Linked DNA regions of Mus musculus: region 2 is linked to region 1. A link is a loop called in an ENCODE intact Hi-C map of the cell type or tissue named here. Cell type or tissue: left cerebral cortex. All regions are shown on one strand.

Region 1 (5,000 bases):
AGGTCCCCAGTCCCTCATGTGGGAGATTCTAGGCAGGGGCTCTACCACTGAGCCACACCCCAGCCCCTCACTGGGGGATTCTAGGCAGGGGCTCTACCACTGAGCCACACCCCCAGCGCCTCAGTGGGAGACTCCTGGGCAAGTGTTTTACTACTGAGCCACGCCCACAGCCCCTCACGAAGGATTTTAGGCAGATGTTATATCACTGAGCTAACTGCTCAGTCTTTGAAGGTTCTACCTGTTACTCAGTCTTCCCACTTGTCCTGTCTGTAGGCTATGAAGCAGAAACACCCACTTTGTCTTTAAAGTTTTCCCTCTGGCTAACCCTTGGGCAAATAACAAGACAGTAGTCCAGACGTCCTCTGGACAGTAGAACAGACTGTTTCAACATCCTCTTCCCACCGCTTCTAAATGGGTCCTTAACTAGATTTAGTTCCTTTTGCTCTCGGTATCTCCAGCTGTATACTGGGCCTATATTCTGCGCTTGTGAAAGTCTCATGAGAAAACAATGAAAACATAACAGTGCCTACATAATAAATGTACTACAACCGATAGCATTCCATCTCACTCGGTGTCTACAGTCAGGCCATCAAAATTCTCCTTAGCTACCTCCTTGGTCAGCTTCCTTTCTTGATGTCTTATTTGTTCAGGTACCATAGTATTTTTCTGGTTTCCCCTGTTCAGAGTCCTACTGGATAAGTACTTCAGAAAGGTAGAGTACATGTAGAAGTACTTTACCTAGTAATTATCTCTGGGCTGTGGGGGTGGCTCAGTGGATAAGAGTTTTTGCTGTACAAGCAAGAGGACTTGAGTTCAAATCCGTCAGGAATGACCACACTCACACCTGGAATCCCAGCACTGTGGGTGTACAGCCATGTGGACTGCTGAGGCTTGCTCAAGGCCGCCAGTCTAGGTACGGGTTCAGAGACCCTGCCTTAAGGAATAAGGCAGAGAGAGTGGTGAGAGTGGGTCTCTAATGCCCTACAATGGCTTCAGCACATGCATGGGCACACACCCGTGCAGGCACTAAAAACATAAGCTAAAATGTCTTCTGTCCTTGCTCCTCACTGCTACCAGTCCAGTTTCCTGCTTATATGGCTCTCCTGGGACACTTGTGCTACACCATTTCTGTGAGTCACAGTTGTTTTAAAACCCTTTAACCCTCAAGATTTGTCGAAAGATGTTGAAGCTAGCCGCAGGAAGTTCAGTATCAGTCTTACCACAGCATCCTTCCTCTTCAAATGGTTTCAACACAAAACCACGGCCAACTCGGGCACTGGCACACTCAGGCAAGCATGCCCGGCTCCCAACCCTGAGGGTTCTTTTCTCTTTCACAATTTTCTGCCCTTGCAGCGTAGCTCAATTCCTGCCTCTAGAGAAGTCTTGCCCCCACCCCACCCCACCTCACCCCCCAAAATTCTAGAGGCAGGCAAAAATGGATCAGAGCATAAAAGTGCTTGCCTCAATGCCTGATGACCTGAGTTCAATCCTCAAGACCCACATGGCAGGAGAATTCACTCCAAAGTGTCCTCGAACTTTCACCCCCTGTGGCACCCATACGTGCGTCCCTACAAGAATTTAACAAATAAAAACAAACTACAACTAACTAACTAATTGTATAACTTGGGTAATGGTTTGTTTGTTGTTTTTTGAGGCTGAGTTACATGTAGTCCAGGTTGTGATTGAATTTGATATGTAGCCAAAGATAAGCCTGAACATCTAACCCACTGTTTCCACCTTCCAAGTGCTGGGACTACACTCTGTTTGGTTTTATGCAGTATTGGGATTGAAGAGAAGGCTCTGTGCATGCTAGGCAACTCATTCTCCGTACTAAGCTACCTCCCCAACCTTTTGGTAATTAGCTTTTATACCACATATCCAAATACTACATAAAGCTTACTATATGGCAAGCAAGGAACCACAGAGAAGACAAAAAGAGACAACTTGGAAATATTTGAAGGGATTTCTGGGCTGTGTGTCCCCAAAGGACCCCCCCACACACACACACACACACACCCTCCACCCCACGCTTTGCTTTCCCACAACGCACCGCCAGCACTGCACCTTCGCTCAGCACCAGGTAGCCAAGCTGGTCTGGGATTCGCTCCAGCCCTTGGGTCAGTGCGGAAGTCTAGAGGGTAAAGAGACAAGGAGAATCATGACAGCCTTGCAAACCCATCTCCCTCCTGGATATGAGCCTTCCAAGGCCCTCATAATGGCTTGTAACACTGAGTCTCCATCCACGGTCACTATTGGACCTCTGAGCTCTTCCACTTGTCATGTAGGTGACCCAGGAGGCCTTCCTAGCCCCTCAACCCCTCCTCATGTCCCTTCCCACTCCAGTCCCCTTATGCCCCGCCCCTTGTGCCATCTAGACTACTCCCCCGCTGCAGAACACCCGGTAGCGGAGCCTTCCTTCTCCAGCCCTCCCTGTCGCTTCCCTCCCATCTCTGTTCCCTTTCGGTCCCAGGGTGGACTGGAGGTGACAGTGAAATGCAAGCCATAAGGTGGCAACAGAAGCTCGGAAAACAGGGACGCGGAACCGCAGGCGTGCACACCCGCGCATGCGTCCACACTCACCATCGCAGCCGTAGGTGCAGTGTAAGCAGTCTGCCGGATAGGTAGTTTCCGGCTCCAGGCTCGGGTCAGGTGGTTTCACCAGCTGACTGTAGCCCAGCCCTTCGCTTGAGGATTGGATGGCGGGTATGTCATTATACTTTATCAACCACTGCGGAGCCCCGCTTTCCGAACACATTCGTGGATTGGTTGCATTTCCCCGCCCCTCAGGATTTGCCTGCGAGAGTTGTCCGGAGAGTCGCGGGGCAGTGTCGCCACACGAACGTGCACTGCTTCTATCCTTTGCAATAGGAATATGCATCTGCCGGTGGCTTCCAAGAAGAAAGTAGAACAGTCCGGTGATGTAAGAGGAGTCTTAGGTGTCACTGTTCAACCTGAAAAGAGAAACTAATGTACCAATGTGAAAGACGATGGTTTGGTTTACACGTGAAAAGCTGTTCACGTGTTAACTTTCTGCCTTGAGTATATGTGTTAAGAGTGGATCGGCCCAAATATGGCTATGAATGAGTAAATCAAATTTGCTGTGTACACACAGTAGTGTAAGATCAATACAAGATGATAATGTCCTGACACCAAATGCAGCTTGAGAATCTCCAAAACAAGAGAAAGCAGGCCAGGGAGATGGCTTCAGAGACCACTCAGCCTTCAGAGGCTCAGACCCAACCAAAAGGACGGGTTGTGAAAGGGCAGGTTCATAAGGCTATATATTATGTGGTCCCATCTATGTAAGACGCTTAGCTGTGACTATTGCCGAATGCTTGTAATCCTAGTTTAAAGCCTGAGAGGCCGAGGATTGGGCTGAATAGGGAGTTCAGTGCCAGACTGAGGCCTGAGCTACCTACCAAGATCCTGATTAAAACACATACACTTCTTGCAAATACAGAAAAACTGAAAGCAATTACTAGTTGGTAGTGGGGCAAGAAAAAATAGGAAGTGCTTATTAATGAGGGTATGGCAGGGCATGTGATTTAAGCTTTTTGGAATTCATATTGAAGTCTGCATATCTTTGTGAATGTGCCGAAGTTACTAAGTTGTACACTAAATTAGTGAATTATATCCCCCACCCCATTTATTTTCAGTGCCAAGAAGCAAAGTCAGGGCCTTATGCATACTGGGTGTGGGTCTGTACCCACAGCACTAAACAAAGAAAGTCGTCCACCCCAAATCATCTTGTAGAAGCAGCAGCTAATTAGAGAAAATGAGGCAAGGCTGTAGCTATCGTTTCAAAACTTGCCTAGCATGCATAGGCCCCAGATTCAATCATCATGACCAAAAAATTGAAGTAGGGCTGGCAAAGTGGCTCAGCGGGCAAAGGTGCTTGGCACCATTGCTCTGAAGTGGGTATACAAATATCAACAGCTGCTTTGTACAATCCAGAGAATGGTCTACAGTAGCCACAATTTTTATTTTGAACGAGTGACTTTATAAAGTGAGTGAGAGAGAGAGAGAGAGAGAGAGAGAGAGAAGCACATCAATTTCCATCAAATCAGGTACTCAAGTATCCAAGTATCCAGCCAAAACTACCTGAGGAAGTCCCTTTAAGACAACTACGAACAGACAGAGTTCTGGGCAGAGCAGAGAGTTTCTTCAGGGAAGGCTTCTAAGTAAAAGAACAGAAATCATGAAATTGGGAGCTTACAGACATCCATCCAAAACCAACCTGGAGAGGCTGAGGTTGCTAGCTGGAGTTCTGGATTACGTTTTCACACCATGACTGAGCATTCAGCTTCTCTATAACATTGCAGGAACTTTTTTACCATGCGTGAGCCCTGGGGATCTCTGTTGGAAATGGTTTACCTGGCAGCTGTTGTCAAGGGCAATTTGCTTGTTGGCTTAATTGGTTGGTTGGTTGGTTGGTTGGTTGGTTGGTTGGTTGGTTGATTGGTCATTCTTGAGACAGAATATCACTAATGTAGACTAAGCTAGCCTAGAACCCAAAGAGCTCCTCTGGCCTCTGCCTCTGAAGTTCTATGATTGAAGGTGTGCTCCACCATTCACTGACAGGTACAAGATTTTTGCTTTTGATGTTCTGTTTGAAAAGACTGGAATTTGCACAGGACACACCAGGACCAAGTTCCCAACACAAAGGAGAGATTTATTTGCTCCAGAGGGACAAAGAGTGTGGATAGAAGACAAGGGAGAGGGGAAAGAAATATTTGCTCCAGACAAAGTGACTACCTCTGGATAAAGTGGAGACAGGCATGGTCCTTAGGCAAATGGCAGTTTATAAAAGTAAAATAAGAAACCTGTGATAGAATGAGTTGCTTTGTTTTGATTAGACATGATAATTAAGGTGACCAAAGGGAGGCTTTTGATTGCTGGACTTTAATATTTTAATACCAGGCTGGCCTTGAACTCAGAGATCCACACGACTCTGCCTCCATAGTGCTGGGATTAAAGGCCTGTGCCACCATGCCCTGCTT
Region 2 (5,000 bases), 170 kb after region 1:
GCGCCTGAACCGTTGGCGGAATACCTCTGGGTCGGGTGGTGGTGTCTCCTGCAGGCTAGAGTCCTGCCCCCACATGTGGTCTTCTTCATCTTCTTCTTCTACCTTCACAATAACTATACCATCTTTCTCCTGTGCAGCCTGTGGGGATAGACCTGTGGTTTCCCTTGACTCAGCAGTCATCATTCAGGCTCAGTGAACTGGTGGGGTCCAACAGGGTCAGGCTGCAGTTTCTGTCCTAGCAGCTGTCTTCTATTGGTTCCTCCACTATTCCTGAAGTTAAGGGGGAAGGGGGGAGAATTAATAAAAAATTTACCAGGGAGCAGAAAATAGTGGATCCCTAGGCTCACAGGCCTGCCAGTCTAGCACTCTCCGTAAGCTCTGGGCGAGTGGAAGACCAAAGTAGACAGCACCCGAGGACTAGCAAACACCCCAGGCTGCCTTCTGGCCCTGTATGTAGGGCCCATACAAAGTGACCCGTGCTACTAACCCTTCATATAAGGATACACATGAAGATGCTAAGAATGTTTCTAAAAATAAAGGAGAAAACCACTATAGAGCTGCACTAGCCTTGATGTCACTTCTAATATTAACTTGGAACTATGGGGCTGGAGCGATGTCTCTGTAGTTGCAAAAACCTGCTGTGCCATGATGAGGTCTGGGTTTAAATTTTGACACCCATATCACAAGATGTGAGTTGTATGTATCTGGCATACACGTAGACAACAGCAGGCACAAATAAGCCTTTAAAAAACAAACTTGGAACTATTTTATACCTCATTTAAAAATTCTTCCAAATGAAGAATGTCAATGGAACTTTGTCTTTTATTTATGTTTAACATGTACTCACACTCACGAATGCCACAGTACATGTGTGGAGGTCATAGGACTCCTCTACCGTAAGTGTCCTGGGGATTGCTCAAGTTGTCAGGCTTGGTGGCAAGTATGTTTACCTGCTGAGCTACCTCCCTGGCTTCAAACTGAAATCTTTAGTAATAGCAAACTTCAACTTTTTGGTTATTCTGCAAAAACTAGTCAGGATTTTTGGAAACCTTACATGTTTTATGACACTTTAAATTGTACATGGGAGGGGCTGGCGAGATGGCTCTGTGGTTAAAGCTCTAATTGCCAAGCCTGAGGATACGAGGACTCTTATACTTGTCAGGGGCACTGTGATTGGATTTGTCCCCTCTACTATTAAAAGTAGGGACAACCGGGCAGGAGAGATGGCTCAGCAGTTAAGAGCACTGACTGCTCTTCCAAAGGTCCGGAGTGCAAATCCCAGCAGCCACATGGTGGCTCACAACCATCCGTAGTAAGATCTGACGCCCTCTTCTGGAGTGTCTGAAGATAGCTACAGTGTATTTACATATAATAAATAAATAAATCTCTAAAAGATGGGCTGGAGAGATGGCTCAGCGGGTAAGAGCACCCGACTGTTCTTCTGAAGGTCCTAAGTTCAAATCCCAGCAACCACATGGTGGCTCACAACCGCCTGTAATGAGATCTGACGCCCTCTTCTGGTGTGTCAGAAGACAGCTTCAGTGTACGTATGTATAGTAATAAATAAATCTTTGAAAAAAAATCTTTTTTTTTTAATTTTTACATTTTTATTTGTCCTTAACGCTCACTATAGCATTCCGTGATTTTATTATTTAAACTTTTTTCTCCCCAATTTTATTAGGTAATTTCTTCATTTACATTTCAAATGCTATCCCAAAAGTCTCCTATACCCTCCCTGACCCCCACCCCCACCCCCGCTCTCCTACCCACCCACTCCCACTTCTTGGCCCTGGTGTTCCCCTGTACTGGGGCATATAAAGTTTGCTAGACCAGTCTTTAAAAAGAAAAAAAAGTAGGGGCAATTATGTGATTTGTAATCCCTACCACCATGTTTGTTGTAACACTATCAGAAGTATTCAACAGATATTAATTGAATTGTTTTAAAAAATCATGGAAAATGAAAATAGACTTGTGGAAATTTGAATCTTGATAACAACTACTTAGCATGGAGCGTAATTCATGAATTGCTGAGCATGGTAATGGCAGTTCTCCCCTCTGAACCCACTGGTCTTTGAAAGCATTGTCTTTACTTCTACAGCCACCAAAACCAAGCGTCTTGGGGCCAGCAAGATGGCTCAGTGGGTAAAGGCATTTGCCCTTAAGCCTGACGGTCTAAGGAGATCCCTGCGACCGGCATGGTGGAAAGAACAGGTTTCTGGAAGCTGTACTCCACACACTCACCTGACTGCACACAAAGAAATAAGTTAGCATGACTTAAAACTAATTGAAAAGCCCAACAAAGCAAAAACAAAAGGCTTTGTAAATTGACCATCTAACTGTTTCACAATGAGTTAAAGCAAGAGCTTTTTAGGTTAAGTTAACTTTTACGCTATACAAGGCTGGGAACCACAACCAGAGTACATGCTGTAGTACTGAGCTATATCCTCAGAGCAAACCAATACTTTTAAACTAGGAAAGCATCTATAATTGTATGGTTCTCACTTAAAAATACTGATTAGACTTGGTAGAAATGGGATCATGGACTGTAGTGTAGTGACAATTCTGGAGTTTTGGTTTCTTTAGAAAACAGAAATTTGGGGCTGGAGAGGTGGCTCAAGAGATTAAAAGTACTGGCTGCACTTCCAGAGCTCCTGAGTTCAATTCCCAGCAACTACATGATGGCTCATAGCCATCTATAGTGAGAGCTGGTGCCCTCTTCTGGCCTGCAGGCATGCATGCAAGGCAGCATGCTGTATACATAATAAATTTTTTTTTTTTGTTCGAGATCAGGGTTTCTCTGTATAGCCCTGGCTGTCCTGGAACTCACTCTGTAGACCAGGCTGGCCTCGAACTCAGAAATCCACCTGCCTCTGCCTCCCGGGTGCTGGGATTAAAGAAAAGAAATATGAGAATGTTTTTGTTTAATCCCAGGTATGGAATATGGGGCTGCTTTAGATTTTCCACAGCAGCTATTATTTGACTTGTATTCAGCATAAATGTGATACTTTCTGCTGACAGTGTGATGCTTGGAATTCTGGGGACCTTTCAGAAGCCTTATAAATGCTAGGGCATAAAGAGGTGGTATGGGTTGTTGGTTGTTTGCTGTTGGTTGTTGTTGGTCAGGGTTTGTTATTTAGTAATTTGCAACAGAGAAACAAGAAGAAATTAGATATCTTTGACAGTAAAGATTGGCCCAGGGAACTTGATGCCCCTAATGAGTAGGAAGTAGTCTAATTTTAATATTGTCCACTTTTCCTCCTCTATTGTCTTTTCTCTCCTATCTTAGGGGATTGAAAGGGTGGAAAAGGCATGGAAGAAAAAAGAACCCACAAAGCAGCCAAAATCTAGCTTTCAGTAGTAATATATAAAACATCAAGAACAGAACAGGTATGCAAGTTTTGGGACTAGGTTTAAATAATTTTATTTTAAATGATATTTTTGTGTACTCATACATACACATACACATACCACAGTGAGCTACTGGAAGTTAGAGGTTAACTTTTGAGATTTTCCTACCATGTGGGTCTGGAGGACTGACCTCACATCCACCAGGCTAAGGCAGCAAGTACCTTTACTTGCTCAGCCAAGGCACTAGCCCTCCGTGGCAGTTTAGACAATCTCCCCCACAGGCTGTTGTTTTCAGTTGTTTCTGTTCAGTGGTGATTTCTTTCCATCCCCCACACACACAAAGGCCAGCGTAGCACTACCTGGAGGTGATTCTGGTTTTCCTCAATTACTGTTAACGAATCTCCAATACACACAACTTCAGCATTCGAGGGTTCCCACCTTCAGGACACATTCTTCTATTCTGGCCCTGCTGCATTCTTCCTGTTAGTGGTGCATTTCCCTTGTTTCTAGTCATCTGAACCTAAGCGTGGGCCATGACCAATGGACTCCACTCCTGCCGTGAACAACTCCCACTCCATTTATTAACTCTGTTGGTTAATGTTTTACTCACCTTCAAGAAGACACTGCCTTCTGATTAGTCTAGCTTACACTAGGAGGTGCGTTGAACTATACACACAGAAGAGGCACCCCTGCTAGCTCAGGGAGCCATTCCTCTGCTATCTCACCTGCACAGGCTTAAATTAATATCTTGCCTTCTTTGACTCTCCCTCCTCATATGCACTGAGTCTCCAAACACCAGAGTGAATCATTTAAGACCGGGTCATACTTTGTAGCCCTGGGCTGAGGACGATCTTTAACTTCTGAGTCTCCTGCCTCCACCTCCTGAGTGCTGAGATTACAGGAGTGAGCCATCATACCTGTTGTATGCAGTGCTGGGGAGGGAACCCAGGGCTTCATGGATGCTAGACAGTGCTCTACCCACTGCTACATCTACAACATCCTGAGTAAAGTAACTTTGTTCATATTTACTGTCCAATCTGAGCTCAAGCCTGGCTTCTTGGTTCTCCACCTCTATTCTCTCCTGATCCACACACACAATCTACTCACTACCTTACTCTGATCATTTCTCCTAAAACTTTACAGCCCTAGACAGTGGGTTCCATTTTATTTCCACTTTCCCGTCAAGCTTCATTTCCCATCAACCTTTGCACTTCACAAACCCTTCCCCACTCAGCAAAATGACTCCAAATCCAGCACCTCAGTCATGCCTTGGCAAACATAAGCTAAAGCACCATGTGTCCATCAATGCTCAAGAACATTATAAAAGGAGAGTAAGAGCCAACATTTGTAGGTGCCACAGAATACACTCGGCACTTCACTGGACCACATACCAACAGTCTTCCAAGGTGCTTAGGATTATCATCTTGCTTTGTAACGTTAAAAATGCAGTTAACAAACAGTAAATTATTTACCTAAGCTCTCAGAGCAAGTAAATGCTAGACCAAGATCCAAAACTAAACTGCCATATCTCAGGGCAAGTTCTTTTTTTGTTTTTCTTTTCTCAGCATGAGTGTGGTGTGTTTGTGTGTGGAGGCCAGAGATTGACGCCAGGTGTCTTTCTTGATTGCTTTCTACCTTTCGGAGTCAGTCTC

Evidence for each region. Hi-C counts contacts between places; a loop is a spot of excess contacts. Peaks named below come from ENCODE experiments on the same cell type or tissue, not always from the same donor. Only the 100,000 strongest peaks of a DNase experiment are listed, where the experiment ranks them.
Region 2: it touches region 1 in a loop (4-fold over the local background); 1 of 42 quality-filtered maps calls a loop at or near these places.

What each region holds. Positions count from the first base shown.
Region 1 is chr5:138,253,384-138,258,383 of GRCm38, reverse strand. It overlaps Lamtor4 (late endosomal/lysosomal adaptor, MAPK and MTOR activator 4), which reads right to left and starts at 2,902. Exons shown (of 4, transcript NM_001081108.2): 1 at 2,581-2,902; 2 at 2,051-2,131. The coding sequence starts at 2,583. In left cerebral cortex, a CTCF peak has its summit at 2,510 (motif pointing right); DNase peaks (open chromatin) are centred at 1,229 and 2,680; H3K4me3 peaks cover 1,866 bases; H3K27ac peaks cover 1,264 bases.
Region 2 is chr5:138,088,190-138,093,189 of GRCm38, reverse strand. Zkscan1 (zinc finger with KRAB and SCAN domains 1) reads right to left here. Exons shown (of 6, transcript NM_133906.4): 2 at 1-270. The coding sequence starts at 183. Among named protein-coding and RNA genes, the nearest start is that of Zkscan1, 5.6 kb to the right of the region's middle. In left cerebral cortex, CTCF peaks have their summits at 1,370 (motif pointing left) and 2,716 (motif pointing left); no DNase peak of the experiment used is centred here.